Linked DNA regions of Homo sapiens: region 1 is linked to region 2. Evidence: read pairs that join two places in POLR2A ChIA-PET (ENCODE). Cell type or tissue: HepG2. All regions are shown on one strand. Each heading gives the region's core, and the rest is flanking DNA. Links, peaks and the distances in the headings are about the cores only. Region 1 overlaps CCN2-AS1 (CCN2 antisense RNA 1). Region 2 overlaps CCN2-AS1 (CCN2 antisense RNA 1).

Region 1 (15,764 bases), core at 5,367-10,366, 63 kb before region 2:
GAATTCCTAAAAAATTCGAAAAGGTTTCTCCCCCCCAACCCTTAGCAATGATTTGCGTTTTAGAGGCTATAGGCTCTTGAAACTCTCCAAAGAGTAGAAAAGGAGTGAGTTGCTTTTAACCATTTGAAATCCTCAAGATGCCTACCTGTAAAACCCTGAATTCTATATTTGAGATTTGATCATTTGTCACTTGAGGTAACGGTTTTGGGACAAGAAAGAGAACAAAGACGCGTGTGACTCAGGATGCAGTCTCCTGGGGCAGATTTCCAAAACTCTTGCTTAGTTTTCTCTTAATATATGTAGGAGTTTTATATAGGCAAGGACAAGGGAGGAGTGGCCATCAATGTTTCCAGAAAAAGGGATCCATTGTTCTATCAGAGCAAATGATTCTGTGTTGGGTAGGTAGGGGCTCTGGGTGTCAGGGTGGGAACACTGGGATGCAAAGGGGGTTCACCTAGGAGCATTTAAACACAGCTTCACTAGGGTCTTTGAGAAATGAGTGCATTTTCTTATATTAAAACCTATAATCTTCAAATGTGGATTGGATTTGGTTTGTCTTGTTAAAATAAGAAGTCTGATTCCATTACAAGAGCAGTGTACCCTGTTGTATCTGGATATAAACTAAGATTGACAGTGAATAATATATTTTTAGTGACTCCCCACACATCTATGAATAGTGATTGTGACTTCTCATTACCCAAGGAACATGCAGCCTGAGGGAGTGAGGTCAGGACAAGGAAAGAATAGGCTTTATTCTCCCTGGGTGTGTGCAGATGTTGAATATGGCCAATAAACCTAAGCATATCTCCATTTCTTAATATAGTGCTACTTAGCTTCACTAAAGACCCAACTAATTCACTGTGCTTTCATTTGGAATCTATGTTGTTTAGTGGCTTTTTTGTTAATACCTCCAGTTCCCATTTTATATAAAGAGAGTGATTCTAGGGCCATACCATTTTTGTATTCTGTAATGCCGCATCATTTGACATTGGTGTTACCAATGAGTAGATTCCTTTAAGTTGTTGATGCTTCAGAGCATGGGTTCAAGATAAGCATATCTGTTTGTGGTGCAAAGATCGGCTTTAGAAACAATGCATTATAGATTTATCATTTGAAAACAGCCTGTTTAAACTGATCAAATTTTTAAAGTTTCAGTACAGTCTGTTGAAAAATAGCCAAGAAGAAATATAACCACTCCAACTTCAGCATAGAGCATATCATCTGTGCACGATTACCTCGTTAAGCCAGCCACATGTTATAGAGTGTAGTTGCATGTCAATAGTGTGAATGGCCAGCAAAGGGGTGGGGGTGCCCTCTGAAGCTCAGGAAGAATTTTCGTCATTGTTATTTAATGTCCTTTCCAAGCATTCCTCAAAAAGAAGAGGCCTAAGAGTTCCTATTTAAAGAAGGAACATTCCAAGTTAACTTAATAGCCACATGTGTATTAAAGGCAACTTGGCCCTCAACTTTTTCTTCCCTTGTGGATGATTTTAAAAGTCCAAAATATGTGGGAAGCCACAGTGAAACCTTTCAAGACCTAAACCCCCAATTACATCTACCTCTAATGGTTGGAAAGGTGTGGTGGCTGGGGAAGGGTAGGGATGTGCAGTGCGAGTCTCACCTAAGGTGGGATGTGGGCTTGGTGGTGAGCTCTCCTAGCTTGCAGAGTGAGGTAGGTGGGAGAAGGGTTGGGGAATTTCTGAATCCTCAGGAGAGTCTGAAAGCTACCACCATCTTCATGCCTGCAGCAGGGAGACTCATTCATGGAGGGGATAAATTGTTGTACTGGGTTATAGTTAGATGGCCTAGGTTGTATTCTTGGAACTGCCTTTCGCAGATCTCAGGGAAGTCACACGTAGGAGCCATATTCCCATTTCTGTTTAAAAAATGAAAGTAATCATAATTTTTTTAATTTAATAGGGTTCAGTGAGGGCTGAGTAGATGAAAATTCCAGGGAATTGGTGCTTTATTTTTTTCAGATTTTCTTGATTTTTTTTCAATCTCTGTGTATAATAAGTATATTACCATTCTGCTCTGTTGTTAAAAATGTCAAAAGAAAGAATTTGGTTTTACTATAAAATTCTCATAGTCCCTCGAAGTCTCAAAAAAATCTATAGTCAGTTCCAAATAGATGATTTTAATGTTGCTTAAGAGGAAATAAGCATATTGAAATATATAGAACATATGAAATCTCAGGAAAGAAAAAGTTTCTGTGCATTATCAGGTTAGATTGAGGCTTTATGATCAAAACTCTTTTTGAAGGAGTTAAAAGACTATTATTAAGAGAGTGACACAGAGACAGACAGACACATACATGCACACACACCCAGAGAGAGAGAGAATGAGAGAAGACACCCAAGACATTCACAGACTCAGAAGTATGTTTTTATTGTGATATGGACCATCAAATGCCAGGAAACTCAAAGGGAAAGGCTGATACTCCATCCATAATTCATGCCATGGGATCTGAATTCTTGCACTATTATCAATGACTCAGCAAATGTTTGTGTGTGCCTGGGCGGTAAAGTGGGAAATAGTGGCTTCTTATAACTTCATCCAACTTTGACTTACCCCAGCCCCTTTGATTGACAGCAGGTCAGAGTTGGGAGAAAAAGATCTTTGAATTTGTGTGCAAAATGGTTAAGATGCACTAATTTTGACTTGTAAGCAAGTATTTATCTAGCAAATGCTTTTTAGAGAGCATTTTTTCCTCGTGGTAAAATGAGGAATTAACTAAGCTGGCCACTGAGTCCTGTTTACCAAGCTATATAAGGTATGTGTGTGTGTCTACTAGGGCATCATTTGTACTGGTCGTTTGGTTAAGTCTTGTAAGATGTTCAGCTGTGGATGTATTACATTCCTTCCCTTAAGTTTTTTGTTGTTTTTTCCTCCCTAAAAAAAAAAGGTTTCTTGATCAGGTATCAGACACAGAGAAAACCTGGCAGGACTACAGAAAAGTGGCCAGAGTTGGAGTGTTTGTGTACTTAAAGAAGGAATCTTGCACATTTTCAACTTTTAGTTGTAGACATTTTCTTATAAGAGCAAGTAGGAGTCAGTGCCAGCCCTCAAAGCGGAAATCAAAGCTCCCAGGGAAACATGCCGGAGGAATGTGACTCAGAGCCAAGACCCATACGCAATGCATACACGGAGCTGTCAGACTTATAGGAGGAAGTCTGGCCGTATATGGGCATCTGGACAGTGAGCGATTTGTCCTTATGGTGGGTCAGGGGGAGGTTTCTGATGTTTCTAGCGTGCCTCAAATTCAATCATGTAAATTAATTCTACAAAAAAAAATGGTATCCCAGAAGCCTTTTGTAAAATAGTAATAAATATTATTCTGAAATCTTCAGGGACCCTGGTTTGGCTGACATGACCTCCTGTTTGCTTAAGATGAAGGTTAAGGAGAGGGCGTACTTGCTGGGAGTTCATGGCGGGGAAGATAAACGCGGATGTTTACTATCTAAATTACATTCATTACCTTCATGCCTTTTCCTCCTTATAATTAGTTCTCTGACTTTCTTAGGATATTTTCTAATGCAAAGGTATTTGTCAGAAGGCAGTCAAGGCCGTTGCATGTGGTTTGTGTTTTATGTTTGCCTGTTCCTCGCTTGTCCATAGAGTTGGAGGCCAGAGGGGTGAGAAAGGAAGTTTTGTTTTGTAAGATGATATCCCTTCAACTTACTGTTTGTTTCACTTATTTTGTTAATTTGACTCTTTTTTTTTTTAAAGTAGTTTACTTAGAATCCTGTGTTGCCTCTAGTCAGCTTTTGTTCATCTAAGATAGTGTCAGATGAGGATGCTGCTAGGTAGGAATGAGCCTGGTGGTCTCTTACACTGTCCTCGACAGGTTAGAATCTCAAATTCATCACCGTTTAGCAACCAGGAGTATTTACAGCCCCTTGCTTCATCAGGGCTAAATGTGAAGCATCCCCTTGGTGATACTTAAGGTGATATTTAAGTGAGTGGGAATGAAAAACAGAGGAAATAAGCATTTCTTAAGATGTGTGATTTGGGGACACCCAATCAATAGGTTTAGGAGGAAGAGAGAATTGGGACTAGCTATCTTATCTCAAATAATAGAAGTAAGTGAAAGGATAAATATTTTGAAAGGACTAGTGTGAAATATACATGAATGTATTCCTAGGGATTCTGCTGCGGGGTGGGAAAGGGGTGCAGATTAAGCCAGACCCCATCATTCATCCCTGGAAATGTGCTCCCACCTCTAGCCAAGAGGCCTGAGGTCCCTTCTCACAACTTCAAACTCCCTGGAATACCATTAGGTGGAGCCTAGGGGACTGGCTAGGAGGTGAAGGTGTGAGCTCCATACCTGCCATTTGCTTGCCAGTGACCTCAGGGAAGACACCTACTCTCTCTGAGCCTGAAATTTCCCACCTGTTCACAGTTAATGTGCAGCTCAAGGAGACAATATTTATGAAAGCACTTTCATAAAGGTATTAGAGTTTTAAAATTGCCCTTCTCTTCCATTCTTCAGTGGCTCTCAAAACTAAGCCCAACTCAGATTGACTGTAAAAGCCTGTCACAGTTTGATTTTATAACAGTGTCCAGCTCTGCATGGGTTTTAGAGTGTTAAAACTAGGTGAGAGCTCAGAGAAAATCAAATCCTACCTCTTATTTATTTATTTATTTTATTAGATTAGATATTCAGGATTGATAGAGACATTTAACAAATGAAAACTTTTTTTCTTTTTGAAATAGGGTCTGGCTCTGTCTCCCAGGGTGGAATGTAGTGCCATGATCTTGGCTCACTGCAACCTCTGCCTCCTGGGCTCAAGTGATCTTCCTGCCTCAGCCTCCCAAGTAGCTGGGATAGCTGGGACTACAGGTGTGCACCACCATATCCAGCTAATTAAAAGAATTTTTTTTTTTTTTTTTGTAGAGATGGGGTTTTGCCATGTTGCCCAGGCTGGTCTCGAACTCCTGAGCTCAAGAGATCAGCCCATCTCAGCCTCCCAAAGTGCTGGGATTACAGGCGTAAGCCCCTGCGCCGGGCCACAGATGAAACTTTTAAATTTGTCTTATGCTTCTTATATACCTTATATTGTCACTTCGATGATAATGTGGGCATGCATTTTAATCATAGTTTTCAGGATACCTAAAACAAAATTCTATGCTCAGCTTATTTTTGTCACCTGATAGCATCTACTCCCTTCATCTTCATTATATGTTCATAGTTTTCATTGATTTGTGGAGGATGGGGAGAGTTAGGGAGTTCCTAACAGTCTTCCTTTCTTCAGTGAAAAATGTGTAACTTATCACTAATAAGAATATGGTATGCAAATGATAAAGAAACAACCAAAAAATTATGATTGCTTGTGTCCATCACATTTTCTTTAGATTTGTATTTCTTGGAAACCAAGGTGGTATTTTACTTAATGTGATGCTACAGACTTTAACACTTTACATATATTTGGGTTGACAGTTTTCTTTCATTTCATTTTGTAATGTGAACTGTGCTACCATGATGGTGACAAGTTTTCAAATTAAAAGCAAACTTGGTAGCCAGTATGTTCTAGAATGCTAAAAACCAAGTTGTTTGAATCATCCAAAGAGTTTCTAAACTATTTTCCTGTGTGTAAATCTTTAAATAACCATGCCTATGGGAATCATATATTAAAATCTGAGCACCTGGATAAGGCTTTTTGAGAAGGTATCTTATCTTCTAAGTCAGAACTTTCACCACATATGAAGAAAAACCACATTCTATTTAAAATCCTGACATCATCAGATTTGAAGTAAAAGTCAACTAATGCATTGTTTAATTTGATGTTAGAATGCACGATGCCAATTTTATCTGAACAATTTAGCGGGAACGCTTCTTAGAACTCTATCTGGGTGCCTAAAATAGATACTCAAAATTTTGACTGCATTCTCTTTTGTTTATGTAGAAATTTTTAATTTACAAAGCCCTTTCACGGTTACCATCTTACTTCATTATCATAACAATCGCATTAGGTATTATTCTACCCATATTGCAGGTGAGGAAATTGAGGTCCAATAATGCTAACATACACAAGCCTGGTTAGAGGTGGAGAAGGGACAAGTGAATTTAAATTCAGTTCTTCTAAAGAGAACACCCCTTGCCTTTCCTTCCAAACTTCACGGCTTCTTTTCTTTCCATTCTATATATGGTGATCTCTAAACACTGTGTGTCCTTAAGATAGTTATCTCAGATCTTAAACTCTTAAAGGACACACCCTAGAAGGCATATAAACACCTGTGGGCTAACTGGCAGTCACTATTGTATTGTGCCGTGGTCTGAGATAAACATGAAGTAGAAAGAAAATGTTTACTGACCTGTATTAGTAGAGAAATTTGGGCTTAGATTTGCTTTTTTTTTTTTTTTTTAACAATTAAGATTTTGGTGATGTTGCTATGTAGACAGATATGTTCTTCTTATCCGCTAACTAACTGATGCAGCTAAAAAAGGAAAAAATGAATAAGATGATGGGTATGCTTTGGGAGGCTTAATATCAGGGTGTGCTCTGCTCTGATGTCAGCCTCAGCCCACACTGAAAGCGTTCAGTCTAACCCTATGCAGTCTTGTTTCGGCTGAGACTGGGACCAACCATAGACATCATGAAGGTCTTCTTGAATAATTGTATCATTCACTGATAAGCTACCCTTAGGGATAAATATCATGACAGAGTCTGGGACAAACCATCAGCACTGAAGCAATGTCTACTATCAACATAGGTTTTTCACGAGTATCCCCTAATAAACATGTCCTGCCATGTTATTGATATTTATTTTATGAACTTGCCTTAACTGAAAATGCACTTTCCTCAAACTGAATATGCTTTGCCTTTCAGGTTTACAGCTTTCTCCCTCTCTCCTTTAACCATGGAAGGATTTGATTGGAATCATAACTAGTTTCATGTTGTTAATGGAATGCGATTTGTCATAACTACACATGGCAGAGAGAGAGGGTTGTCTAGGAATGGTGGGGTTATGATGAGGGAATTTTCTTATTGACCTGCACATGTGTGTGAAAGTTAACAACTACAGGATTACATTTCATATAACCATTGACTTGCTCATGTCTGGAAATAATATCACTATTAAGCTATTTCTCATATACAGATGATAAAAACTTATTTTGTCCAATTGAATCTTTTGTGGCATTTTCATCATTTCTAACGTCTCTATGTTGGTTCTTCTTGATTGTGGTTTTCCCTGCTGTTTCCGTATTTGACTGATTGCTGAGGCTCCTACTATTTGCTTTCAGCTCAGAAGGTAAGCAAGCAAACTTCCAGTCCAGTTTCAGATGGACTTTGAACCAATGTTGCTTTGCAGTAGGGCTGAGCACTGCCACAGTCAAATGTATCCTCCCTGGTTGGCTTTGATCGCTTTCGAGGCAGGCCCATCCCTCATGGGTCAAGCTGGTTTTTCCTTGTCAGCTTCTGAAGCCTCCCCGAGAGGGGGGACCCACAGTGTGGTGTTACCACTTTTCTCTCATGTGTTCTCATTTTACACACTGAAGCCTGGCCTTCATCTAAAGTGAACTCGAGAAGTCCAAACTCCTGTATTTCTCATGCATCATATCCAACTTTCCAAGAAGGGAAAATGACCTTATGTTGAGCAGAAACGGCCATCTGGAAGCCATTTTGTCTACCGTAAGCGCCAAGGACGAGGAGAATTCTTAGACCCTGCATGTGAGGGCAGGAGGCCACAAGGCAGAAGCCACTCACCAAATGTATTTATGTCATAGCTACATCACCTGGCATCCTTTACTAAAGTGTTGCAGGGGGTCATTTTACTTGGACTTCCTTATTTTTCCTGGCATTGCTGGTGGTAGGGAAATACTCCTGTTGTACTGTTTCTGGCAGCCCAATATTCCACCAAGCTAGGCCTAGAAAAGCAAAGGTGCAGTGAGGTGGGGAAGACACTAGTACATCATTTAAAAAAAAAAAACTTTGGTGTTTATGCTTTGTTTTCAAGATCGTAAGAATAAAACCTGCCAAAATAAACTTGGCTCATATTTAATTGATTAAACAAGATTTTTAACAATTGTAGCTTGACATTCTAGTGTGAAATTTTGTCACTTAAAGTAAGCTAATTTTATAGTTTAAAGCATTTCATAAAATTAGCCACCATTTTGGATTGAGTGAGTCCTAATTTTTATCTTGATTTAGAATGTTTTAGAAATAGATATATCATCAAATTGATCTGAATATAAAATTTGCTGTACTTTGTATTTCTCTTTTTCACCATTTCAGGAGAGATTTTTTTTCTCTATTTCTCTATTTAATAATATGATTAAATGTTAATATGGCTTAATGCATGACATTAAGCAAACTACTTAATCTCTCTAAGTCTCTGCTTCTGTTAACCTGGAGATAATAATGGTACCCACTTCATAAGATTTCATAGAATTGTTGGGACATTTTGCAAGGGTTAAATACCAAAAAATCCTAAAACATCTAGAACAATGCTTGTCAGAGACTAAACACTCAATAAATGTTCATTAAAGTAAAATAAAACTGTCCTTTTAGTTCATCTCTGAATATTTTTAGATACTAAATTTCTGCCTTAGCACATTTACTACGTATTAGCACTTAGCTCAGTAGTTTTCACGGTCATGTATTATGCAGATTACACTTAAAAAAAAAGAATGTCATGACAGTTTGTATTGACAGCCTTTTTCTAGCAAGAAACATACCGTTATTTTGAACTTGTGAATGATTTATGAATTGTGATTCTGTCTTCAGGATCCTGTTTTTTTCTGTTTTGTTTTTGTTTTTGTCATCAAATTGCCACAGGGGGGAGTATAAGTTCTTGAAAGCAGCAAGAAATACAGTTTAAGTAATTTGGTACCAATTATCATTATTATTAGAAACGTCCATATCTGAAACATCTAAACAGATTAGATTAATACCTATGTGAAAGTAGAAATATTTATAGTAAAAAATTGGGCACCGTTTAATATAGGATTTATTAATTTTGTGATAGTTGCAAAAGCTGTGTCTGGAAAATGTCCCCATGGGTGAATGTGTGGGCGTGCACATGCATGTGGGTAATATTAATGCTGTAGGAGAAGGGAGAAAATGTAAGTTTCTAGTTTTTGCCATTAAAGTCATGACGTGAAAGAGAGAGGGAGAGAGAGAAAGAAAGTGAGAAAGTGCTAGTCTGTGTAAAATGACCATGAAAGGGCTTGGATACAATGATGTCATACAGCCTCACAATATGGATAATACTGAACCCTTTCTGTACATATGGGGGCATTTAAGCTTATTAAGTTCAATAACTAGAGGAGACAATTCCAAAATAGAGAGAGCTGTGCAAGTGGAAAATGAAATGTCCCTTTGAATAATACAATTGCATTTAATAGCTACAAAAGCTGTGACCTAATATTATAACACTGACAGTCAAAAACATGGTTATTTTCTCTGCCTCTTTGAAGAAAAAGAAATACAACAAAAGTTCCTAGAGAAACCAAATGGACGTTCTTAAAAGTTGGGGGGTTTGATCATGGTACCAACCTGAACTTTCCCTTTGGGAGTGGATCATCTTTGCAGATAATTGGTCAGCTTTCCTATAATATATACTGTATATATGTATGTGTGTATATATAATGTGTGTGTATAGTATCTCATATATATATATATATATATATTTTTTCGGGTTTTCACGCTCAAAGTCCTGCCACCATCGTAAGTTACCCCAATATCCACCCAAATCACTATCCAAACTCACTTCTAAGCTCCTCTTGCCTGTCTCTTCTAAGCTAGTCAGGATTTGCCATACACCCTGCCATTTCATAGAACTTCTGCAATCCCCTTGGGTCCTTGATATGGTTTGGCTCTGTGTCCCCACCAAATCTCATGTAAGATTGTAATCCCCAGTGTTGGAGGTGGAGCTGGTGGGAGGTGATTGGATCATAGGGGTGGTTTCTGAAGGTTTAGCACCATCACCCTGGTGCTGTCTCATGAGAGAGTTCTCATGAAATCTGCTTGTTTAAAAGTGTCCCCCTTTGTTCTTTTCTTCCTGCTCCAGCCATGTAGGACGTGTCTCTTTCCTCTTTGCTTTCCGCTGTGATTGCAAGTTTCCCGAGACCTCCCCAGTCATGCTTCCTTTACGGCCTGCAGAACCATGAACCAATTAAACCTCTCTTCTTTATAGATTATCCAGTCTCACGTAGTTCTTTATAGCAATGTGAGTACAGACTAATACAGCCCTACATTTCTGTCCTCTCCTGCTCTCTCTTGCTCATTTATTCTTTTTTTTTTGAGACGGAGTCTCGCTCTGTCGCCCAGGCTGGAGTGCAGTTGGGCGATCTCGGCTCACTGCAAGCTCCACCTCCTGGGTTCACGCCATTCTCCTGCCTCAGCCTCCCGAGCAGCTGGGACTACAGGCGCCCGCCACCACGCCTGGCTAAGTTTTTTGTACTTTTAGTAGAGACGGGGTTTCACCGTGTTAGCCAGGATGGTCTCCATCTCCTGACCTCATGATCTGCCCACCTCGGTCTCCCAAAGTGCTGGGATTACAGGCGTGAGCCACCGCCCCCGGCCTCTCTTGCTCATTTATTCTTCACATCAATGTTTTGACCTGATCGTGACTTTGGTCTCTTGCCCCTTCCTTTTCTCCTGGACACACGGTTTTGCTTCCTCTCTCTCCATGGCATACTGTTTTATGCCAACAGCCCCTTGTTACACTTCTGGCCTTTGGCCTCATGACCTTTCTTCAAGCCAGTGCCTGCCTTAGTTGTTCCTATAGTGTCTGCCATACATTTGTGGTCTCTAGTCTCAGATGTGTCCTCGGTTCTACTATGTTGTGCTTTTAGTTGCTCTGGTCAGTTCTTTGCCATCCTTTCCTTTGTGTCCCTTCCAAGCCTAACTGCTTCCCTCCAAGGTCCTACCCTGTCAACCCTTCCTCTGCCTCCCTGCTGATCAGCCTTCCTTTCTACATGAGACTACCAGGTGTGAAAACCTCCAGCCTTTGTCTCCAGGATTGATGGGCTCTCAGCTTCCTATTCGCTTCTTTAGTTTGAGCTGCAGTGTTCAGTTCTACAGCCACTAGCCACATAGGGCTATTTCATTTAAATTAACCAATGTTAAAATTCAGTTTTTCAGTTGTACTGGTTGCATTTCAAATACTCAGTAGCCATGTACAGCTAACGGTTATTGTTTGGATGGCATGGAGAACATTTTTATCTTTGCAGAAAGTTTGACAGAATAGTGCTGGTTCAGACAGACCTCCACTTGGGCTTTAGATCCAAAAGCATAAGTCTCCTATGGAACCATGTCACATATGGAACCATGTGCTCCTTGAAACCTATGGAACCATGTCTCCTATGAAACCATGTGCTCTTTGTAACCTGTGGAACCATGTCTCCTATGGAACCATGTGCTCCTTGGAACCTGTGGAACCATGTCTCCTATGGAACCATGTGTTCTTTGGAACCTATGGAACCAAGTCACCTATGGAACCATGTGCTCCTTGGAACCTATGGGACCATGTCACCTATGGAACCATGTGCTCTTTGGAACCTGTGGCACTACATCTCTTATGGAACCATGTGCTCTCTTTTCTTTTCATTTTCTCCTGTCTTTCAATTTGTTTTTCTCTAGCAGCTTCTTCTTCCCAACCTATAAACATGGCTACATTTCTCTCACATAATAAAGAAAAACCCCAAAACAAATGAAATAAAACAACCCTCCCATTGTCTTAACAGCCTCTTTTCATTGCTTGTTTTTGCACTGAAGCTCCTAAAACACACACATACTCACACAGTGACACACAAATCCCCTGTGTTTACTGTCTCCAAATACACACCTTCATATTACCATTCAACCCATTGTAATAAAGCTCCTGACCATGGCACTGCAAATTATCACCAAATAACCTCTTTGTTGCCAAATCCAGTGGATTCTTTCCAGCTCTCATACAATTTGATCTCTCTGTAGGTATTTAGTTGAATCCCATTCTGTCCATCTCTTTGACCATTTCCTTTGTTCTCCTTTGCAGACTCATTTCCCTCTGCCTACCCCTATGATGTGAGTGACCTGTAGTCTTTTGTCCCTAGTCCTCTTCTTACATATTCTTCTCCTGTCACATTGTTGATGGTTGCCTGCTGTCTGGATCCCAACCGGAAACTCGGTTCTGAGTTCATTTGTGCTATTAACAACACATTAATCTGAATGTCCTATTCAGATGTTAAGTAAGCATAGTAAAAACTAAATTTGTTACTCATCTCTACTTCAAAATCTTTTGCCTTTAGATGTGAACCCATCTTAGTGATTAGAACACTGTCTTCCCAGTCACTCCATACTGAGGCTTGTATGTTGTCTTGTATTCTTTTTTCTCTTTCAGTCCTTATATTTGATGATTCATAAAGCTCTGTGGACTCTACCTCTCATGATAACTTCCTAACACATCATACCCTCAACATCTTTTGCTTGGACCACTGAATTAGTCTTTCTGCTATTAACTGGTCTTTTAACTCACACTATTGCCCTCCAATTCATTCTCTCCACTGCTGCCTGAGAAATCTATCAATCTACAGTGCTTATTCACCTGCTTAAAACCAAACCTTTGTGTGGCTCCCATTACCTCTAAGATAAGAGCCTTTGTCTGGCTTCTATGTTCTCCATTCTTATCTATCAGTTCCAGGGCTCCTGCCCTATTCTTTGGTTTTACCAGTGCATTTGAATAACTTACACATTTTATCATGCTGTTTCATGGCTTTATAAGTTGCTCACGATTGCTCTCCAGCACTTGGAGCAGTGGCTAAGTATGTTCAATCACATAAACTATTTTTTTTTTTCTTGAAACAGGGTCTCACTCTGTTGCCTAGGCTGGAGTGCAGTGGTTATGGTTCATGCAGCCTCGACCTCCTGGGCTCAAACAATTCTTCCATCTCAGCCTCCAAAGTAGCTAGGACTACAGGAATGCACCATCACACCTGGTTAATTTTTAATTTCTTTTTGTAGAGACGGTGTCTCGGTATGTTGCCCAGGCTAGTCTCAAATTCCTGGCCTCAAGTGATCATCTTGCCTCAGACTCACAAAGAGTTGGGGTTACAGGCGTGAGCTGTCATGCCCAACCCTAATAAACTTTTGACTCTAGTAGGAAGCTTTTTTTCTGTTTGATCCAGTAAATATATACTCACACATACACATTCACAGTGAAACAAAAATTTTGTAATTTTATCGTTACTGGATGTGATGCCCTTGGTATTTTAAAATACGTTCCATTTCATTTTAAAGAAAATTCTAGTCTTCATCTCCAAGTTTATTCTACTGTCTAATTGACATCTTGGAAATAAGAGATATATATATATCTTTATATATATAAATTATATATGTAAATTTATATATATTTATTATATATACGTGTACACGTGTGTGTGTGCATGTGTGTGTATCCTTGGAATACCAAACGATCAGCATAAACTATCTGAATAAGCAGCTGAGGGAGGTAGTGTGAAGATGTGAGGTCTGGGGATGCTCTGGACATTCTGGGAGCACCTGTGGTTGCTGGGAGACGAATGTGTGGAGTTTAAGAATGAAAGTACTGCAGTGAAATACAGAGCATAAGCACAGAAGAAAACCTTATTTTTGGTACTAAATCAAGCCTTGCCTAAAGTTACTCCATCTCTCAATTTATCAATTTCATGAGCCAATATGTTCCCCTAACCCTATTTTAAAAAGTTCTCGATATTGTACCATAAAATGTCCTAGCTGATACAGACTTCACCAGTGTGAGAGAGGCATAATTTTATTTTCATATTGATATTTTCTGATGTAACTATTTATATAATTTTCTAATTCTATTATAGTATTAGGGTAGAGCAATGCTTTTCAACCTTTTTTAACATAATGGAATATGTAGAAAATGATAACATTTTAATGACATTTTGGGGCAAAGACTTTCTAAAATCTCTAAAATTCTGAAAGGGAAAGGGTATAGAAACTCTTCTGATTTAAAGATATCAAAGATCATCGGAGGGCTTACTGGCAAATTGCTACCATTTTTTTTCTTAAGTTTTTAGGTAATTTAAGGTTTTTCTTGGAAGTTGACTTCTGAGTATTTGTGAATAACTCTCACATAGCATCTGGTACAAACAGATCTACCACTGAATGAATTTTTTATGTAAAGTTTGGGGACTAGCTTGAACTTTAAAATATTATAAAATTTGGCTAAAACTGCATAATTACTAAGGTCTTAGAAACTATGATAATTTATAAAATAGCTATTTATATCAATTCATAGGTAAATATTTTGTATTTATTGATTATATAAATAAAATTTCTGAGGCTTATGTATTCATACCTGGTAAGTTTGTGTTCTTCAGAATATCAGGAAATACCATGTTTATTTTATTCTAACCGTAATTTACTAAAGTAAATAATTCTCTAGAAAATTGGCTAGTAACACTAGTAGGTGTTTAGGAAAAGTTGCTGATTGACTGGCTGATAGAATATTAAAAATCAATGCGGCTGTCAAAGTTGCCTAACCTTAGGCATAAGAGGATCTTAGTGTGAAATGCTTCCAGACTAATAAATGTATTCAACTGTCCCAAATTAAAAATCAGTGAGTCATTTATTATTGTTTACCTCTCAATGAAATAAATAAGTCACAAATATTTTGAGCATTTGGTCTGTTTCTAACATTGTGTTAAACACAGCGAGATGTAAAAAGATACCTGGTTCTTGCTTACAAGGAGGTTATGATCTATTTGCAGAAGCAAGACGTATATAGACTAAAAGTTCAACCAGTGGTCCTCGCAATTGTGTAACTTGAGAACCACAGGACACAGAAAACTCTGAAGGATTGGTGTAACGCAATATGTCATGACCCTGAAATTAGAATTTCTGAGGCACTTTGAGGCACAGATGATGATAGAACCACACACCATGAGGCTTGAGAGCTCTTTCTCAAGTGTCGGTGAGTCAGCAGAGGTCGGTCATTAAGTGGAAATAGAAGGATTTAGCACTAAGTGTTCCACAAAGGAAGAAATAACCAACCTGAAAAAACCCAGCCTGACGTTTTTTGTGGACATAGCTGGGCCAAAGGATGAAGAAGAGAGGAGCAGCATGGGCATTTCAGACCTTAGTAGTGGGGACAACAGTCCTGACTTTGGGGATGCCGTGGCACATGGAAGAGAGTAAATGGGCCATTTTGACCTGGGTCAACATGGGGATTGAAAGATTAAGGAAGGGACTGCGTTGTAAGAGCCAGAATCCTAATTTTTTCTTCTTTCTTTTATTCTAATGTTGAATACGTTGCTTTCATTTCCAGTCCTTTAGTTTTTTGAAATACACACACACACACACACACACACATCTCTAACATACATATTGCTCTATACTAATTCAGGGATTAGCAAATGTTAAGAAGACATTTACTGACTTACAGGGTAAAATGAAGAGAGCCTCAAAACTAAGAATTAGTAATACTGTAATTTTTGTTAGGCTTCTGTTTCTCCTCTTGCTTTAATAAACAGTATGTATGTATTTTTTTCTTCCACAACCTGCAAAATGCCAGGCATATGGAAAAAATACAAGGCACAGTAAATGCGTATTGAATTCAGGGACCCTCTTTTATGATTCTCCATGATTCCTACAATGATGCTTGGTATGCAGTGGACATCCAGTCACTATGAAGTAGTGGAAATATTTATATTGATGAGAAAAAAACATAGCTAAAGCTGTTACTTGAGAGGCTAGCTCACAAATTTATCATTAGTTCATTCATTCATTCATTCATTCACTTAGTAATGGGTGCATTCACTGGACACTGCT
Region 2 (16,688 bases), core at 4,333-9,332:
CGTATAAACATGTTTATACACACATATACATATCTATGTATACATATATGTATACATATATACACACATATATGTGTGTATATATACACACATATATATGTGTGTGTATATATACACACATACACATATACATAGATATGTATATATATGTGTATATATATACTCATACACATCTTTCTTTACACTTTACTACTGATCTGATTTATTCTTATTTTTAACTTCCTTTTGTAAAAACTTGAATGGTGAATGGCATGTATTTTCCTTTAATGTCCCTATTTTGAGATCTATCCATGTTCATAGAAGTAGACCCTCTTCATTCTTTTTATTTGTTACAAGGGATTTCATTGCATAGATATATTTTATTTATCTAATGATTTCCCTTTTGATGGATCCTTAGAGAATTACCATTTTTCAGCATTACAACATCATCATGAAACTCTTGATACATACTTGTTTTGGTTCACATTTCTCTAAAACCTACCGAAAGCAAATTGCTTGGTTTAAAGATATACACATTTAAAATTTAAAGCTATTGTCAAATTATCCTCCAGAAAATCAGTATCAATTTATATTCCTAAGAGGCAATCACAGACATTTTCCTATCTCCCTACAAACTCATAAAGTTTATCATTAAAATTTATTCCCATTTGGAGCAAAAAAAAAAATCTCCTGATTGTTTTATTTGTATTTTAATAGTTTCGGGATGGTTGAACAGCTTTACTTATTCATTTGGCCATTTGTATTTCCATGTCTGTGAAAAGCCAGTTTATAAGCTTTGCTCATTTTTCTATTTTTGTCATTGTTTTAGTTTTTTCTTACTGATTTGATCCAGATGATCTGTTCACAATGCAGTTTAAATATTAATATTTTGTCTGTAATACATACAATTAAAATATTTTTCTGCATGCTGTCAATTTTCTTTTAACTTGGTATGTGCCCTTGTTTGTATGGCTATATTTTGAAGTTTTAGAGTTGATACAGTCAAATTGACCACTCTTTTCTTTTTTAATATTTATCTTATTTTTATTGCTTTTTAATATATCTTAGGCAGGAAGGCTTCCCTACATTATAGTTATAAATATATTTACTTCATTCTCTTTTAGTAATTTTATATTCTTTAATTTTACATAAAGTTCTTTGACATTTAAAATTTTTTTGTGTGCACATGTTAAGGCTACTATATAACTATTTTTCAACATTTGTCTTACAGCGTGTGTGAATTATTTGATCATATTTTTCACTCATTTTTTCTTTTGGCAAATGAAGGCTATATTTTCCCCCAAATGTTGTTGGAATAGCTAGTTCCATCCTTTTTCTCATTGAACTTAAATATCCTCTTTATCATATATCAAACTATCTTTTAGTCCTGGCTACATTTGTATATATCCTGTTCTGAATCTATTTGACTACTTCTGTGTTAATATCATACTATTTTCATTACCATGGATTTAAAAAAATTGTTTTTAAATCTCTACTTTTCTTACATATTTCATTTTTACATGAAGTTGAGAATCTGTCAAGTATCATCTATAATCTTATTGGGGATGCATTCAATTTATACACTAATTTTGAGGTAATTTACATCATTATGATAGTGAGGAGTTTTACCATGATATACACATGCAGAACATGATTATCTCCATTTATTCATGTCTTTTTGTGTATAAGTCATTAATGTCTTATAGTTCTTGTTTTTTCATATTAGTTTTACCCCATTCATGCTACACTTATTTATAGACCATTTAAATTGTTTTTAATGACATGAATGGGAATTTTCCAGTTAGTGGCTCAAATAACTAATTATTGCTGATATAAAAAGACAAATGGTGATAGTTACACATATTTATTTTAAACATTAATAACTTTCTAAAATAAATTTTTTGATTCTTATGAATTTCCTTGATGTATAATCATGTGTACATATGAATGTACAACTTATCTTTTCTTTCCAGTATGTATGTATATGTGTTCTTCTTTTATTACTTTTTGTTTTATCCACAATCTCCTGAATAATGTTGAATAGCAGTTTTGATAATATACGTCCCTGTCTTTTTCCTGTTAATGAGATTGACTTTAATATTTCATTTTTAATGTGGTGTTTTTCTGTTGATGGCCAATTAAGAATTCTTATTATACTACACAAAGGTACAAATTATGTATGTTTTAGTACAAACATGACATGTGGATATATCAAAGTCTGGAATAAAGAACTGAACACAATGTGTTGGAAAGACATCAGATCTTGGAATAACCAGGTTGGAATCCTGGCTCTATCACCTAACTAGCAGTTTGACATTGAGAATGATACATAACCTCTTTGAATCTCTTTCTGCGTCTGAAATAGGAAGATAATAACACATGCAAGAGATGATATGTGTCATGGGCTCTAAAATGTCTGCTGCGGTATAGACTCAATAAATCTAGATTGCCCTCTGAGATCCCAGAGGACTTAAGCAACAGAAAGTCAAGTAAAAATAGCAAGAAACCGTTGTACTCTTCCTATCTTCTTGCTCTTAGTTGAGAGCACAGGATCTGTTAGCAAAATGTAGTTCATATGGTGCATTTAATTTTGCTAAAATGACACTTAGGGAATTTTTAAAGCTGGATCCACAATATAACTAAATCAATGATATAGCAAATGGGTGATTCCATTAAGCTTGAAATTTTCTCAACTTACAGATAAATCAAAAAGAAAAAAAATCTTTCTTCCATAGTTTTATAAAGTTAATTAGCTCCATATATCCATGAATAGGGAAACAATCTCATTACACTAAGTATTTTTATTTTAAGGGCCAAATAGCTTCATCTAGATTTGAGAAGTCATTCAGAAGTGTTCAAAACCAATATAAAGATCACTTTATTTCGAAGTATGGCTTCTTAGTGATGTAAGAGTCAAGTTTCTACTAAATTAATAAAAAGATTTAAAATAGAAACAGATGAACTCATTATGAAGTGCTTTATACATCTTTGGATTTTCATAACTTAGAAAAGCAGAAGTCAATCACCACCAATTGGACACATTTCTTCTACTTAGCTCCAGTCAGAGCTTATGACTAAAATGATTTTGAATTGTTCTGCATAGTTTTTCATGGATTTGGAGAGATCTCACTCTATCATTAAGAATTTGGCTGGCATATATCTATATGCCTACCCTGTCAATTGTTATTAGGTATAACAGTCTATGATATTGTGAGTCTGTGGCTTTTAAAGAGATGTTCATTTCATATATGTCTTAGTTTTAACGTATAAAGCAGGAAACAGGTGAAATATGCCTTAATCGGATAGATTGTGAGTCCTTTTGTAGCAGGGAGCATGCTTTCTGTGACTTGTACCTCCATAAAATTAAGGGAAGAGTTCAGAGTGCAGTATGTGCTTCCATAAATATTTTAGTGGTGATTAGAGAATATAATATTCAAGTGATTTAGGGGTTTTGTATGGCAAACTTTATAATGTATAATTTCAAAGACCGTTTTTCCAATTAGGGGCTGTGTTTATTGACGATAGGGATGTAAATTACTTATATCTGTAAGAGCAACGTAGTGCATTTAGTGGGCACTCAATAAATGCTAGTTGAGTAAATGAATGAAAAACAATTTGAAAGTTATTTTTAAAAGTTTATTAAGTGAACTTCAACTAAATACAAAATAGGGTAAAAGTATAAAGAAATATAAGCTTAAAAATAAATATTCTAAGAAGCTATATTAGTCAACAAACTCTCTTGGGGAAGGGAATGTACTTCCTTCTTGTTAGAAAATGGTTTGTATGAAAATGAATAGCACCTGTAATGGTTAATTGTCTTGCTTTAAAATCTCAGAGGGCAGAGGGAGTGCTCCCAGGTAAGTCCAGTCAATTTATATCCTATAAGCTTCATGGCCTGCTCCCTCAGTGGTGGGGACATTCTCTTTTGTTCTCTAAATGTACAATGAGACACATTGATCTAGAAGCACTGAGATTTAGTGCCAGTGTCAGCATTGAAAACTGAGGCCAGCAATAAATATCAATATATGGAAAGCCAAGCATGCTTAAAACAGTGTGGTAGGCCCGGAGGAAAGGGCAAACACTGAGAATATGAGAAGAAAAGGAGCAAAGTCCCCAAAGGAGAAAGAAGTGTCTTTATTTTCTACATTTCCTGTGAAAGGCTAATTTTGCTGCTTTCAAGCAATTCAAAATGATTATAGGTGAGTTACTGCTGCAAAGATGCTTCTCTGTGTGTGTGTGTGTGTGTGTGTGTGTGTACACACTAGCAAGATCTCTTGCTTTTCAAGAGGAAAGGTATTTTTATATTCATTTAATCATTTAGTCTGAGACTTCTGATTCTCTTAATTTGTCATCCAAAGGGGGTGTGTCCAATTTTTCTCCGTGTGTCCTCAGACACAGAAGGCTGAGGGAGAGTGATGCAGGCAAGGGCTGCTGACTGGTTTCCCCCACCCGCCTTCCTCTGAGCCTGGCCTGGTGTGTGGCTGCTGTTTATACCTGCTGAAGTGCTTTCTGTGTTTGAGTTGGCGCTGCCAGCTTACACGTTAAAGCCCCAAGATGTTCATGAGGTCTGTCCCAGAGCTTTGAAACCTATGAGCTGGCGGCTGGGGCGAGAAATGTCTCTCTCAGTTTTTGGGTGAACTCCATGTTTTTTCCAGGAGGTTAGATCACTGTCCACAATCCAGGCTTGCTAGACAGAATGTAACAGTTGCTGTTTGAGACATCCTGAACTTTTAAAGGCAAAAGGCAGAGGAGGGAGGGAGAGGAAAAAGCCCAGGGTCAATTTAACAGCTGGAAAGGAACATTTTTATATCTGGTCAACAAAGATTTTTACTGAACTGGAAAGCTTTATCATCAAGCAAGGAAAAAATACCACTTCTTATTATGACAAGGGGGTATATTGTTACAAACTTCCCAGGTCCATTCCAAGTCATGTTTGAGACCAGACCAGATTCATCAGTGGTTGTGGCAGAAATATTAGGTGTGATATAATTTTTGTAAAAATTTACCTGGCCATCTCCCTGCTCCTTTCGTCAGTCTGTAAAGATTTTTAGAAGACTCATCTTTTTCACAAATGGCAAAATTCTGAAAACTGACACCTACTTGTTCCCTGCCCACAGTTCTTGGCTCTTTCATGTTGCCCTTTTTGTCATATTAGGAATATTAGTATCTGTTTTTGTTGTTGTTGTTGTAGTTGTTGTTTTTGAGACAGAGTCTCACTTTGTCGCCAGGCTGTAGTGCAGTGACGCAATCTCGGCTCACTGCAACCTCCGCCTCCCAGGTTCAAGTGATTCTCCTGCCTCAGCCTCCCAAGTAGCTGAGACTACAGGTGTGCACCACCACACCCAGCTGATTTTTGTATTTTTAGTAGAGATGGAATTTCACCATATTGGCCAGCATGGTCTTGATCTCTTGACCTTGTGATCTGCCTGCCTCTGCCTTCCAAAGTGCTGGGTTTACAGGCATGAGCCACTGTGCCTGGCTTATTATCTGTTTTGTTGTTGTTGTTGTTGTTTGCCTAAGATTTCTCTCCTTCATCTCTTTCAATGAAAAGTCTTAGTTCATGGGGAGAATTCTGTTGTTGTTATATAGCTGAGTATGGCAGGAATTCTATATTTTGCTTCTGTCCCTATGTGTGTATGAATGAACTAGAGACATGTAAAAGACCTCATACCTGAAAAAAATTGACAGAGATGTCAACTACTTATATCTGTAAGAGTAGAAAAATTACTAAAAAAATTTTAGTAAATTATTTAAAAGTTTTATGCCAAAGGGCAGTAATACGTCCAAGCAAAACAGTAGACACATTGAAGAATAAAATTTAAAGCTGGATATGATCGAATTCCAAGTTCATGGCAACTTTGTTTACAGGAAAACATAATAGAGCCCTTGTCACATTCTCCCCTCTGCCACCCCCAAACAAGTACAAAGTCTATGTTCTTATAAATATGTTAAGAATTTCATCTGTAATGTTTGTTTATGAAGACCATAAAAATGCCTTTGAATGAAGTAAGTCCCAGTCTTATTTTGCCAAGCCAAGGGAAAGAATCCTTTCTTTTGGTCTTCCACCTAGAGAATTGCTAGTGAGGCGTGAATGGTCTCTTCTTGACTCTTTAAGGTAGCATATTTATACTTGGGCAAAACTCAGTGGTCTTCCATATCATAGTGACAGCCTCTTTCTACCTCCCTCTCCATACCTCTTTCTAATTCACATTGCTTGCCTGACAAAGCTGAAGAATGTCTAAATTGAACATTTAATTTGACCTTGTCTGGAAGCAATGCCATTAGAGACAGACCTATGTTATATCAACTCTGATGTGATTATAGCTGTCCCAACATATGAGATGGCTTTGTTTGTCATTCAGGAGGCCTACTGATGCAATGTGTATTCTCTGGACCTCTTCATGAAAAAAAAAATGTTTATACCTGTGAGCATGTCCAGATGGCAGTGAAAGACTCCCATTCATGAGAGCAGCACTCAGCAATTCATGGTTGCCAAAGTATGCAGCGAAGGCATGCCCTCTGCCATTCCATGGCCTTGTAAGGAAACAGTTTCTAAGGTGACAGACTAGCACCCTTGAGGCCAGAGACCCTAGTGTTTTAGATTGGGGGGATGTGGGGAGGGCAGGGGGACAACATGAAATAATACCGAGAAAAGCAGTTTTTGTCATTATTCTGGCAATTTAGAAAGGGGAAAGAGTGAGAGTGGGGAAAGGAGAAGGGGTTCAGAGTTTTCCGCTTTAGGTCTCAAAGAAATTTAATTCAGATCTGCTCTGCGCATTGTGAGCATAATGCCCTTTTCATGGGTTAATTTCAAGGACATAGGAGATTAAATTAGGTCCAAGGCATGACCAAAGGGACAGGCTCTGGGCTTCCAGGCTGTGATTGTCAGGTGGTAAATAGGCAGGCACTCCAATTCTCTTGGAATCTGTGGCATTCTTGGGATTGCTTTTTCTGTGTGATATTCCCTTAACGCTATCACTGGAATGGTAAAATGTCACTTGAACAAGAGTTCTCAAGGAGGTATTGCTGACCCTAACAATATTGATGGGAAGGATTTTTTCATTGGACCACCTCCAAATGTAGGAAAATCTCAGGTGACAGCTTCTAGCATCCAGCTGTATTGTAGATTATAAACTCAGTAGGCAATGCTGAAAGATACTATGTCTTTCACAGAATTTGGCACATCGTTACTGCTTCATACCCAATACGTTAAGGGTAGGGAGAAAGCTTTTTGTGTGGATGCAGAAAATAGCTTTAAAAATTAAAGAGGTCCTCAAGTTAAAAAGGGAGAATTGTTTCTGATAACCAAGTTTGCATTTGCTTAATCTTGGTGTTATTGGAGAAAAAGAAGGGTTTCTACACATCACACTAGGATTCTGGATGATGAAAGCATAATAGCTTGCTTTTGCTAGCTTTCATCATGTTAATGTTGTTTGGGTATTATTGAAATGGCAAGGGGCCTGGCATACATGTTATTTTCCAAACCTAAATAGACTTTCATGAAGCTATCTGGTTGTATTGGCATAACATGAAACCGATTCTTAACACCCAATGGTAAGCGAAGTAGGGTAGACTAACAAAGAGTCAGTTTGGGTTAGAAGAACTTCCCCTTGTTCAAGTTTATTCTCTTTAGTTCAGCACTTTTTTGGATATTTAACAGACAAGGATACAAGTGAATAGACTGGCTCTTTGATGCTCCCTGATATGGCACAGCAGAGGGCCAGTGGTGGGGGGTAGTCAATCCGGCCACCACAGAAACTCATTAAGTCACAGGGGCCATGAAACTGCATGGAGTTAATGCAGTCTCCTACCATTTGTAACTAACAGGCTGGGACAAAGGCCCCTTAGCACACACAGAAACTACGCCATGTAAGGGATTATTCGCTGTATCCCAATTAACATACTACAGTGGTCTCCTCGCTGCCATCTAGCTGCAGTAGGCCTGGCCCTGTCCTGCTATAACAACATTATAGTAACCACAAGAGGCCCTGGAAACTATCAGTCATTTCTTGTGTTGAAATGCTATTAATTCCCTGGAAACTTATATTAGGTAGAGGGAGGGGTGAGCCGAATGGAAGCCTTCATGAGGCCTCAAACAAAAAGGGCCATAGAGATACCTCCTAAGAGCCTGATCATGAATACCTGTATCAAAATTGAGGAAGAGGACTCAAGGGAACCTCATAAGATTCACTTAATAGTCTACTTTTAAGCTGGTGAATTTTAAGGCACCCAGAAAAAAGAATTAACTGTTCCTTTCTTAATATTTCCAGAAGAAAATACTACATGTAATCTCCGAAGTGCCAATTCCATGTTTCAGCCCCTAAGGATGTCTTGTGTCAAATTTACATCCTAGCTTTTTCAATCAGACTACTTCCTTTTACTATTTATTAGTTGTACATAAAGAGAACAGTCTATCATTCCACTCAACACAAATTTGAACAACATCCTAAAATTTCCTCTCAAAGGAATTAACAAGAGTCCCTAACTTCTACACAGATTGTAGTTCATAAGGATGTTTGGAAATTTGCAACCTAGTTAGAAATAATATGTTACTGTTGGTGGGAATGTAAATTAGTTCAACCATTGTGCAAGACAGTGTGGAGATTCCTCAAAGATCCGGAACCAAAACCACCATTTGACCCAGCAATCCTTTTAATGGATATATAACAAAGGAATATAAATCATTCTATTACAAAGATACATGCAAGCGTATGTTCATTGCAGCACTATTTACAATAGCAAAGACATGGAATCAACCTAAATGCCCATCAATGATAGACCGGTTAAAGAAAATGAGGTACATATACACCATGGAATACTATGCAGCCATAAAAAAGAAAGAGATCATGTCCTTTGCAGGAACATGGACGGAGCTGGAAGCCACTATTATCAGCAAACTAACACAGCAACAGAAAACCAAACACTGAACTAAACTGAACAAAGCGGGAACTGAACAATGAGAACACATGGATACAGGGAGTGGAAAAACACACACTGGGGCCTGTCATGGGGTGGGGTGAAAGGAGGGAGAGCATTGGGAAAAATAGCTAATGCATGTTGGGCTTAATACCTAGGTGATGGGTTGATAGGGGCAGCAAACAACCATGGCACATGTTTACCTATGTAATAAACCTGCACAACCTGCACATCTACCCCAGAACTTAAAATTAAAATTAAAAATAGGAAATAGTGTTATATAATAATAATTGTAATAACATTTGCTGCATGCTTACTGTGCCAAGTATTGTTCTAAGTGCTTAATGTGTATTAATTTACTTGTTCCTCTTTAATAACCATATTAGGTAGGTATCATCATTCTCAGATTATTAAACACTGAGTCATAAGAAGATTAAATAAATTTTCCAAGGTCACACTGATAGCAAATAGGAGAGTCAAGAATTAAGCTGAACCTGGCTTCAGAGCGTATCCAGGTGTTCTGCCAAGTGAAAAATGAAGTTTTAAAATAAGGTCCTCAATCTCATGCAGAAGGGCCTTTCAAGTACATCATTCTCCTGATATGGAATATTCTACTAATAGAATTATAAAACTTACCATGATGTTTAGGACAATTTGTGTGTGTGTGAAAATGTTCTCATAAGATTTCCTCAGTCTTATTCCGAGTTTTTTGTTTATTTTGCTTTTGTTTTTGTTTTTGCTTTAGAACTGTGTGAGACAAAACAGACATACAAAATTTCTTTGATAGTCCCCCTCATCTCTGTTTTGGTTGTTTTTGCTTTTGTTATGTAGGTCCTGAAGGGGAAACAGGGTTGCATCTTGCTGAGGTTGTGGGTGCATGCGGAAATGGGATGGAGAAGTAGACTGATGTGTAGGCGCTGCTTTTCATGAGCAGGGCAGGCGGGGAGAGAAAGGACTGGCCTGGGCACAGCAGGGAAGGCCCAATGGTAACGCTGCAGAAAAGGCAGCATGGGGAGCAGGGAAGGGTCGAGAAATAATTCATTGAGCTCACATTTCTTCCCTCTTTGCATTTCTTCATTTTATGCCACCATTAGACATGTCACATGAACTCAACCCAGAGAGAGAGAGAGATGAGGGTATGACAGAAGCTACAGGTGCAGGGCACTCCCTGTAGGCCTGGAGATAATTGTGGAAGGAACGGGTTGGGATGCAGAGAAAAGCATTGAGGACTATTTTAGTGGGGGAAGGGGACTGACTGTATCCAGCTGAATGGGTGGTTTTACTTCAGCTTTCAGGGAGGTGGCATTTGGAAATAAGAATCCAAACCCCGCTTACCAAGAAACAGCTTTGGTAGAACCCACAAACTTTAATGTTTCCCAAATACTATTTTACATAGAGTGCCCCCCAAAAGAGGTAGAGAACTTAAGATTAATCCAGGGTATTATTAACAAGGACTTGACAACAGGGTCTGTGTAGAAAGGTTAAAGCAAGTATAGCTAGAGAAAGACGGCTGGATGGCTTCAGAGTCCTGTTTACATTCAGGGAAATACCTTACTAAACAGGTAAGACTTATGGCATCATTCTATTCCAGAGAAAAGACAGTTTGCATAACTGTGATGGTGATTGCTTGAGAATTCTCTTCTGCCTGAGGAAAATGAGTGTTTTCTGCTTTCTCAGCCTTGGGGAATTTATGGTGTTCCTTCCTGGCTTCGACATTGAACATTGCCAGGAATAAAAAATCACAATTACTTTTGCACCAACCTAATATTTCATAGTTTCTGAGTATGTCTAGGGGCCAGGCTAGCTTTGAACTCCAAAAGGGGATGAAGCCAGAGTGTGCTGAGGAGAGAAATCAATAGCCTTTCTCCATTGGGACTCTGAGGGACATTTTCTGTAACTCTGCAAATCAACATTAGAATTATAACAGAAAAAAGAAAAGAAACTTGTGGTGAAAAACATGGGAGACATATATTCTGCATTGACCACCTCAACTTTCTTCGATGACTGGAAAGAACATTGCCAAAGAGGGTATTGATTAATAAAAAGAAAAATGAAAGATTTAAACTCTGTGCCAACAGTTATAGGATAAAACAAGAATCTCAATTACATAGACTTTCCTAGGATCTCAGATAGGAGGCTTCATTCATTTTATAGTTAGGTTCAAAATGTAATGGCTTAGCAGATTATTGTGTTTACATTGGCTGTAAGATCTATCATTGATTTAAGTAAATTTTTGAGTGTGACAGTGAACACATTGATTTTAAGACAAATTCTGATTCCAAGACATTAAAATATAACTTAGTATTAAGGATGTGTGATTTTATGTAAAAGCCCATGTAATATTCTTCACCATTTCAGCTCAGTACTTTTCACCACTGAAGTTTTGGTTGGGTCTGTCAAGAAAATAATTTAAAAATGTTACTTAATTTTTATATTTCTCACATAATATTTTAAATAAAATTAGGATGCCAATGTAAAAGAATCATGGAAAAGTCTCAATCTTTGTCTTCTAGGAAATATTTTCACCCACTGAATTCCAACAAAAATTATGAGTTTGTAATTTATGTAATTTGATTTGGTCATGAGGGAATATTTTTATGGGATGCATGTTATGGAATAGAAAAAGAGCTGAGCTGGAAAGTAAATAGCCTGGATTTTAGCATGCGCTCTGCTATGCCTGTGATATTGGGAAAGTCAGATTGAAGTGCCCTGGGTATTTTCAAAGCTACAGGAGCCTCAAAATTTACCATGAGCCATACTACATTTATTCTACTGGTTTTCACATAATAAGTAAAAACTGAACAGAGAGTGCCTTTTCAGATTACTTACAGTTATTATGGGATTATTCAATATAAAAAGAATTATCCAACATAAACTCATTTACTTTATCCAAACAAAAGCTCCCTTTTAGGTAGTGGTTAAAGGCAAGGACATGTAGATAGTAACATGCAAAAGTCCATTAGTTGCCTTGCTGTGTAGATGTGGGTGTTCTTGGTCTCTCTCCTGCCTACACCATCATGGGGGCTGAATCCTGTGAAAAGGCTTCCTTCAAAGTGAGGTGCAGAACCTTGTGCCAGGAACTTGATCTTCCAGCTGCAGGAGGATGGCGGCACATTATGTTCCTTGCAGCGGGGAGCAGCATAGTCACTAACGATGAAGCTCAGAGTTTTCATACCCTGTAGCAAGCTTGTCCAAACTACTTTATTTTGTTGTTATTGCTGTTCTGTTTTGTTTTATTTTAGACTTTAGCAGCCTGAAGCCATGGATTTTAGTTTCTGTCTTTAGTGATAAGCGGAAGAGAGAGATGAGGAAGGGGCTTTACTGGCCCAACCAGAGACAGAAACTAAGAACCCATGGCTGTATTCTCTCTCTTGGACATCCCTGCTAGGAAAACTCCTTTTTTGTGATTGCTTCCCTTAGGGGTTTTCGGTTCACATCCTTGCTGTGATTGACTACAGGCAAATTATCATACTATGTTGATTCCAGAGATGATTCATGTGAATTCTGCTTCAACCACTCTCATTCATATAGTGAAAAACTTAACAGATAAAACAAGTTAGTTGGTCCTAATATGTTGATGCTAAGAGGTCATTGGACTTAGGCAGCCCTTTTATATTCATGCTGTGTTTAGAACTGGGACTTAAGTCATGATTCATACATTCAAAAGGAAAATGAAGGTCTGTACTGGGGTTGCTCTATGATCTAAATAAATAAATTAGTATCTCTGATTTTTCTCTCTGGTCCAAATACATATCATGAAAAATATTCCTAATATCTGCAATCCAGAAATCTGAATAGATAACAATATGTTCCTTAGCTGACTGAAGGGTACCGGAAGATTCCCTTTCATTCAGAATATAATTGCCTGGAAGTTAAGTTTTAGAAATTCATTTTGACTAAGTCAAAAAACAACAGATGCTGGTGAGGCTGTGGAGAAAAGGGAACGCTGATACACTGTTGATGGGAATGTAAATTAGTTCAGCCACTGTGGAAAGCAAGAGATTTCTCAAAGAACTTAGAACTACCAATCAACCCAGCAATCCCATTACTGGGTATATATCCAAAAGAAAATAAATAATTCTACCAAAAAGACACATGCACTTGTATGTTCATTTCAGCATTATCACAATAGCAAAGACAGGGAATCAACCTAGGTGCCCGTCGATGGTGGATTGGATAAAGAAAATGTGGTATATATACACAATGGAATACTGTGCATCCATAAAGAGGATGAAATCATGTCCTTTGCAGCAACATGGCTGCAGCTGGAGGTTGTTATCCTAAGTGAATTAATGCAGGAACAGAAGACCAAATACCACCTGTTCTCATTTATAAGTGGGAGCTAAACATTGGGCACTCGTGGACATAAAGATGGCAACAATAGACATTGGAGACTAATAGCAGGGGAGAGAGGGAGGCAAGGGTTGACTAACTATTGGGTTATTGGGTATTATGCTCACTACCTAGGTAATGCAATCATTTGCATTGCAAACCTCAGCTTCACACAATACATCTATGTAACAAACCTGTACATGTACCCTTGAATCTAAAATAAAAGTGGGAATTATTTTTAAAAAGAAATTAATTTGGACTAAGGCTTAAGGGAAAGGGGACTACAAGGACATAATTACGAGGCATTAAAGTCAAACTATGTCCTCCCCATTTCTGTCTATAACTGTGCTATGTGCTAATCATGAGTAGCAGCATAAAATACAGTCTTTTAAAAAAACATATCTTTTGAATGTGAGTTGATTTAGAAAAAATCTCATAGGATTTTCCCCAAAGTTGTATCAAAATCTAAGACTGCATAAACACATGGGGAATGCTTGAAATCAAAGCTCATTTTTATCTTAATTACTGAAAATGGGTCATTTCCAATCTGAGACGGCTGGCGACCTGGGTATGGAGTAGCAATGTAGTCCTGTTTCAATACCATTGATAATAAAACTGTTAGTACATTTCTGTAATTTTGCTCAATTAGTTTATATTATATTCATTGGCCCAAATAAAAAAGAACATAAAAATCTGGGAAAATAAGTCCTAGGTCCCATTCTATATATAGGAAAAATGTCTCTTTGGCTTTAGAGAAATTATCGTTAATGAAGTCATATCGTATTGTGTGGAATGTGATAAAACACATTTTAATACTTTTCCTTTGATCTCTGCATTACTGAGGATCAGGCACTAGAATAAGTACACTGACATTAAGCAATATAGGTATTTGTAAGAAATGGATTGGGTTTGAGATTTCACATGCTAATAATATATTTTCCCATTGAATTCTCAGGTGTCCCATTCTCAGTGTGGACTGCCAAATGAAGATGTATATATTTTCTTGAAAATAATTCTATGGACTTCTCTCTCCACTTTGACACTCACATAGTCAGACATTCCTTTTTTTCCTCATTTTCATTATGAAGGCATTGGTGGATAATGCTTTTGACTTCAATGCTTTTCTGTTACACTTAAAATTAAGGTGCAAGAGCTATCAAATTTTGACCAAGAGATTCTTTATTTATTCCTACAGGTTTAAGACCTCCTTGAGCGGTCTGTGTGACTTGAAAAACATAAAAGTGAAATGCAGCCAGGCGTGGTGGCTCAGGCCTGTAATCCCAGCACTTCGGGAGGCTGGGGTGAGCAGATCACTTGAGGTCAGGAGTTCAAGACCAGCCTGGCCAGCATGGTGAAAACTCCATCTCTACTAAAAATACAATAATTAGTAGGGATCACGCTTGTAATTCCAGCTAGTCAGGAGACTGACGCAGGAGAATCACTTGAACTCGGGAGATGGAGGTTGCAGTGAGCTGAGAGCGCAACACTGCACTCCAGCCTGGGTGACAGACTGAGACTCTGTCTCAAAAAAAAAAAGTGAAATGCTTTATACAGTCCTACTCCACTTATGGTCTTCTCTAAAAGTAGAGACAGTATTCCTTTTCTATTATTATTTTTTAGGTTTTTAAATGAGACTCATGCCTGCTGTATTATTAATAACAATCAATTACTAGTACCAAGGTGGCATTTTTTTTGCCATTATTTTGAATTATTACTTTAAATAGATATAAGTAGACACTTTCATAATAAAAATAGGTTAATTTGTGTTGATTAGCAAAATTGTTTTGCAAATTCCTTAAGAAATTGACCTCTTTCTTTAGTTTTTGGGAAATCCAAAACTGTTTCCCTTTCATCCAATTTGAGAGCTTATCCAAATGGAAAATATTTTCTCCTTGGTAAGGTCATATCTACTATGAAGCCAGTACTTTAACATGTAGAAAAAAAACACATTGTATTTAATGTTGAGCCTATTATAAAAGTCTACAGTTTTGCTGGTATTTCATCCCAGGAGGAAGAACTTAAGATAAACAGATATGGTTTATTGCACACAAGATGAATTATGAAAAAGACTACAGTAAAATCTGGCTGTCCAAAAGGAGTGAGACTTCCAAATGCAAAAAAAGATTTGAGCAATTAAGTTTCTGAAGTCCTACTTCTGTTCTGTAAAGTAGGTTCTAATGTCCAAGGACCCATGTACTCTTTGGTTAAACATAAAAAACTCTCCAATTTCTTGACAATTAAAATAATGTATTGTAGAAAAGCCCTTACAAAAACCTATTAGGGAGTCTGTTATGCTCATCAATAACATACACGCAGAGGCTGTGTCTAATGCCTGATAATGAACAATGGAATGAAAATAGGTTGCTTCCAAATAGCTAACATATTTTTTTTTATCCCCTTGTTCTTCATCAATTTTGCTATCATTTAAATTTTTTAATTGTAATAAATATACATAACGTCATAAAATTTACCATTTTAACCATTTTAAGTGTACAGTTCAGTGGCATTAAGTACACTCACATTGATGTACAAGGCCCCAATTTCTCCACATCCATACTAACACTTGTTTTCTGTTTTTAGCCATCCTAATGGATGTAAAATCATATTTAATTGTGGTTTTGATTTGCATTTCCAAAATTTCATTAGCGTTAGGTACATTCACATTGATGTGTAACTGTCACCACTATCTATGTCTAGAACTTTTTCATCATCTCAAACTGAAATTCTGTACCCACTGAACAATGACTCCCCAGTTCCCCCTCCCCTCAGTTCCTAATAACCACTGTTCTACTTTCCGTCTCTGTGTATTTGACTATTCTGGGTACCTCAAATAACTGAAAACATAACAATATTTATCCTTTTGTGTCTGGCTTATTTCACTTATGTAAATAAGACACAAGTCTCATTTAAAAATCCAAAAAAAAAATACAATAATAAAGGAATACTGTCTCTACTATTACAGAAGCCCATTCGTGAAGTAGGGTTATATAAAACATTTCACTTTCATGTATTTCAGGGCACATGTCTTTAAGGTTCATCCATATTGTAACATGTATTAGAATTTCATTCTCCTCAAAGGCCGAATAATATTTCATTGTAGGTATAGATCACATTTTGTTTATTCACTTATCCACTGATGGGTATTTGCGTTGTTTCCACCTTTTAGCTACTGTGAATAATGCTGCTATGAACATTGGTGCACAAATATCTACTTGAGTTCCTGCTTACTGTTCTTTTGTGTATATACCCAGAAATTGAATTGCTGTATCAAATGGTAATTCTTTTTTTTTTTGAAAAGGAGTCTTTCTTGCTCTGTCACTAGGCTGGAGTGCAGTGGCACAATCTCAGCTCACTGCAACCTCCACCTCTGGGGTTCAAGCAATCCTCCTGCCTCGGCCTCCTGGGTAGCTGGGACTACAGGTGTGTGCCACAATGCCAAGCTAATTTTTTGTATTTTTAGT

The links. Peaks named below come from ENCODE experiments on the same cell type or tissue, not always from the same donor. Only the 100,000 strongest peaks of a DNase experiment are listed, where the experiment ranks them.
Region 1: POLR2A ChIA-PET joins it to region 2 with 20 read pairs; 10 of 35 experiments call an interaction of 5 or more read pairs at or near these places.

Annotation. Positions count from the first base shown.
Region 1 is chr6:131,951,787-131,967,550 of GRCh38, forward strand. The region is part of intron 2 of CCN2-AS1 (CCN2 antisense RNA 1); the gene reads left to right. Among named protein-coding and RNA genes, the nearest start is that of CCN2, 8.3 kb to the left of the region's middle. In HepG2, for the core only: CTCF peaks have their summits at 7,350 and 8,777; a DNase peak (open chromatin) is centred at 7,295.
Region 2 is chr6:132,015,816-132,032,503 of GRCh38, forward strand. The region is part of intron 2 of CCN2-AS1 (CCN2 antisense RNA 1); the gene reads left to right. Among named protein-coding and RNA genes, the nearest start is that of CCN2, 73 kb to the left of the region's middle. In HepG2, for the core only: a CTCF peak has its summit at 7,908; DNase peaks (open chromatin) are centred at 5,906, 6,396 and 7,896; H3K4me3 peaks cover 251 bases.